Linked DNA regions of Homo sapiens: region 1 is linked to region 2. A link is a loop called in an ENCODE intact Hi-C map of the cell type or tissue named here. Cell type or tissue: Calu3. All regions are shown on one strand.

Evidence for each region. A loop is a pair of places that touch in the nucleus more often than their neighbours do. Peaks named below come from ENCODE experiments on the same cell type or tissue, not always from the same donor. Only the 100,000 strongest peaks of a DNase experiment are listed, where the experiment ranks them.
Region 1: a loop joins it to region 2, with 7 times the contacts of the local background. A loop is called at or near these places in 8 of 110 quality-filtered maps.

Annotation. Positions count from the first base shown.
Region 1 is chr2:185,978,809-185,981,308 of GRCh38, reverse strand. No RefSeq gene overlaps it. Among named protein-coding and RNA genes, the nearest start is that of LINC01473, 110 kb to the left of the region's middle. In Calu3, no CTCF peak of the experiment used is centred here; a DNase peak (open chromatin) is centred at 1,368.
Region 2 is chr2:186,458,319-186,460,818 of GRCh38, reverse strand. All of the region lies in intron 1 of LOC105373785 (a long non-coding RNA gene), which reads left to right. Among named protein-coding and RNA genes, the nearest start is that of ZC3H15, 27 kb to the left of the region's middle. In Calu3, CTCF peaks have their summits at 117 (motif pointing right) and 1,548; no DNase peak of the experiment used is centred here.

The sequences.
Region 1 (2,500 bases), 480 kb after region 2:
GTAGAGATTCTCTGCCCATCTAACTTTTCTTACCCCTCCTGTAGCTTACTGGCAATGATGAGGGAAGATAATGAATAAAAAATAGGCAAGGAGCAAGAGTGGCCCAGTTAGTCCCATCAGTCAGGGGTCAGCAAACTTCCTGTAAAGCGCCAATCAGTTTTGCTGACATACAGTCTTTGTTGCAGTTACTCAACTCCAACATAGTAGTACAATAGATGAAAAATAGAAACCATAGTTGTGTTCCGTAAAATTTTTATTTACAAATGCAGGCAGGCCAATCTCTTTTCTAGAGCATAATTAAAACATAAAAGAATCCCATTTTTATCATCCTGATACTTGGTTTGGTATAGCAACAGATGAGAAGCTGCAATCTTTGGGGGATGGAATGGGTAGGAATGTACATTTATTCAAGTGTGTTTTTGTCACTCAGTGAATTTCAACATTTGCTGCATGTTAGAAATCTCTGGGACACTTTTAAAAAATCAGATTTTAAAATGTGATGCCCAGGCTACAAGGAGATAAGTTAAATCAGAAGGTGGTGATTTGATACCCATTACTAATATTTTTTTAAAGATCCAACATGCCATCAGGAGTAGAAATAACTTTTTTAGCTGTAGCTTACTGAAAATGTTCAAACACCATAAACACATTAGCACCTCGAACATATAAATGTTACCAGAAGCACCTTGGCAGAAGTTCTTCAGCAGTATTCATCCAGGTTTTGTATTACCTGTTTTTTTTTGTTTGTTTGTTTTGGGGCCTCTATTGATTCTGCTCCATGAATTCATCTAGGCGACTTCATTAACTTATTTTTTGAATATTTATCTCAGCTTTGACCTGAAACATTTCTTTTGCAACATGTGGAATATTTCTCCTAAGTTCACAGTCTAGTGAAGCTGCTTTTGTGAACTTTCTACTGAGAGATATCTGACATAGTTGACTCCATCTTGCTTCTGACCCCCAAGCTGTCCTTGGTCATTCTTGTGCATAGGCCAAGCTAACTTTGGGAGGAATTTAGTTTACAGTTTAACTTGAAAACAACAACAATAATACCCCCTCCTAAAACTACTCTTCTCTTTGCTCAGAGACCCAAAACCACCCTTGTGAAACTAATGAAAAGTCGCAAGAATAGGATCATGGGAGGGGCCTGGACTCTGCTAAGATGTAGGCATAGTGTCTATAATCCTTTACTGCTCAGGAGTTATGTGGCCAGAGGTCACAAGATTTGTGGCTTGACCAGTTACTCCTATTGATAACATCACTATTGTAGAAGCTAAAAATGGTTTTTTGAGATACCTTTCAGACTGTTCCCACCCAGATTCATGACTCAACTGATCCTGTAGCCCCACCCAGAGGTGTACTCAGCATATGAGTACCACTTTCCACACCCCTATGATTTCATCGTCAGTCAGTAAAGAGCACCCATTCCCTAGCTATGATATGAGTGGTAACTTCAATTCTCTCATGTGGGCCAGCCTCACATCAATTAAACCAGTTCTCTACTGTAATGCTGTAGTCTCAGTGGATTGATTTGTCTGTGCACTGGGCAGGAAGAACCCATCCGATGATTACATGACTGAAATAAGTAAAAGGCACTCTGCACTCATGCCTTGCTGTAGCCAATACTTAATAGAGCCACAGGCTAAAATGTTCTGAAAGCTGTTACTCTTAATTAGCTCTGTGTGTGGGTGTGTATGTGTTGAGCATAGTTTTGTGTTGACTGGAGGGCAGTCATTCTTTGCTGCTAAAAAATTATCATTTTTTAAATCAGCATTAAATTTTTTAATAAAATCAGCATTTAATGATAATTTTTTATGAGCTTTATAATTTTTTGTCAGCATTTCTCAGGGTTTACCTATTTATTGTTGTTATTTTTAGGTGCAGATGTTTGCTGACACAGCCTCAGCCTCATGGGAGGGACTCAGCAAAATGGAATTTGTGGTCTCTTCATTATAGGCAGAGGGTGAAGAAAAATGGGCAGCTTAATATCAGTCTAAGTTTGTTTAGATTACGTGGACTTCTAAATGGCTTGAGCAATTGGTTCTGGAGTATTTAATGCCATATGATTTACAGCAATGTCATATATTCACAGAAGCACTGACAACACTCCAGCTCTTCACTTCTGAAACCAGGAGGTTTCTGGAACACAAGTTAAGATCAGGCTGAGCCCTGTTCTTAGTCATAGAGTGGTGTTTTCTATCCTTTTAATTTTTAAATGAAATAAAGCTGTTTTTTCCTATTCAAGGCAATTATAAATTCAAGACATACGACAGCTTCCAGGACTGAGCCTATCTAGATAAAGTGTGAGGAGGTTAGTGCTGCCCATAATTAAGTTCATTGTTTCCTTGATATATCCCAGCTGAATCACATGACTCTTACACATTTAGGAAAATTAATACTTTTTTACTTTAGCATTATCTGACCCACACTTTATTACATTTCCTGAGACTCTCTCTGTAGTCTCAACTTTATATATTGCCTTAAGCCATGAATACAAGTA
Region 2 (2,500 bases):
CCCACTATTTAAGGGGTTATTTTTCTCTTCTAAATTTGTTTTAAGTTACTTATAGATTTGTCAGATGCATAGTTTGCAAATATTTTCTCCTACTCTGTAGGTTGTCTGTTTACTTTGTCAATAGTTTCTTTTGCTGTATCACGTGCCTTTTCAACAATATCCACCAGGTGTCACAACTTTACAGCTCTAAACCAGCAACATCAACACTGTTCTTTTCTTGGTGACAAGAGTTAGGATTCTCTTTGTATTCACATATTTTCTACTTTCCACATATTTGGTATTTCACTTGAAGTTTTTGCCTAGATAATTAAGAAATTAAGCAATGTGAATTTTACTACTTAAATAATCAAATTTGAATTCAAAACTACTTGTATATCTGACACACCATTCCTTAATTTTTCTGTAATTTCATCCTAGATGATCTGCCTGGTGAGAAGGCAAATAATTGTGAATTACATGAACACTCAATTCTTAACAACATAATAATAATTATTTTAAAGTTAGATCATTTCAAATACCCAAGGAGTTTTCACAACCTCAGAAGCAATTAAATGGTTTTCTTTTTACTATCTCAAATTGTTTAATAGAACATATTAAAAATAGAAACCCAAAGTTTTAAAAAGTAACAAAATGTTCTATTACAAAACTGCACACTATTACTGCAATCTACTAATTGCCAAGGGAGGTTTCTACTTCTCACATACATAGTGAGCTCTGATGGGAGTATGATGTTTGCATTTATTCACAGTTATTACTATAAAAACAGACTTATTTAATTTACATTTGGTTATTTGTAGGTTGTGATACAATTTCCTTTTATATGACAGAAAAACTGCCTTTGTTTTTAATTTTTTTGGTTTTTACTTTTATAGTCTTTCACGTTAGGTATCTTATAGGTAAAATTAAATATATATTTAGAGACTGAGTCTTCTCAAATACTTTCTTCTTTTAGAAAATCATTAATTTATAGAATTTTAAAAAGTATGTACAGATGCCATACAGAATCAATCATGAATGGAGAGAAGATTGAAATGTGAGTTTTTATCACTAACTTCCGTAAAATGAGTGTAGTTTAGTTTTATATCAATAATTAAGCGTTCTCTTTGTCCTATTAGTTTCAACCACATGATATCTGTAAGATGAAAATAAACTTGATTCTAGTGAGAAACCATAATTATTTATCTCTGAAGGATTTGTACTGTCAATTAGGTTCAGAAGAAAGGAATCAGACTTGGCATCTTAACTCATATATTAAAGAGAGAAGTGACTAGTGTTGTAGCCATAACTATAGAATAAGATGGAAAAATCATTAAGTGAAACTGTGCAAATAATGTTTTAAATAAAAACATAAAATCTAAAATTAGGATAATGTATACATTTATTTGCCTCCTGTTTGAATACACCTTTTAAAAACACATCCAAGAAAAATTAACCACATATGTAAGTCATGTTTCTAAGTGAAATAATCAAATACATACAATTAATATTTGTTTGCTGCTCAACTATTCACACCTTTTTTTGATTTCTTTTGTGAAGAAATTTTTTCAAAGGCTGAGGGTTTGTTTATTCTTTTTGAAGCACAATGCTCACACAGTCCAAGAGATGGCAGCCAATACCTTTTGTAAAACAAATGACTTGTGTTGATACTTCATCATGGCAAATGCAGGTACTTTATTTTAATAACATCATCACTGAAGCAATTATTAAAAGAATGTAAATTGCTGAAATTCTAAATGAAAATCGCTGAAATTCTGAATTGTTAAATTCTAAATTCTAATTTTTGTACGTGTGCTTTAAAGAGATTGCTCAGAGAATTTTTCAAGGTAAACTGAATAGATTTCTCTCTCTCCTTTTTTTCCACTGAGTTCAGAGCAGTGGTTTCTGCCAGATTAACCTAGATTTACTTATAGAATAGTAGACTTAAATAATAAATTATAATATCGATAATTATTTCAGAATCATTAAAATTAAATACATAAAATACTAATAACATCATTTATTAACAGAATGTTTGCCAGAACTGATGACTGAGTTTTTTTTGGAATATCATAGTTACTTTTTTTGTTAGACTCCTAATTAAAATCAAGTCATTTTTATGACAGATAGGAGGGATTCTTCACAATGTAAGAAAAGCAAAGCAAAGTGAATATTTTATTTCTACATTTGTTTTAAGGACGTATTTAAATTCTGAATATATTACTTTGTGTAATATTAAGCTGCTTTGTTATGGGATTCTACAGGCTAAGGGAAGGCATTAAGGAAAGCCATTGCCTTGTTTTAGGCTATCTAATCAATTACAGTAATGGATCCAGGAACTCAGCTTTCCTAAATTCCAAAATTCAAATACAGAACCCTTTATATTAGTGTGTTAGGTTTGTAATGTTGTACAACAAATTTCCACAAACTTTACTGCTTGAAGAAACAGCCATTTTATTATCCCACACTGCTATAGGTCAGAAGTCTGACCATGGCTTAGCTGAAGGTCCCAGAAAGCTAAAAT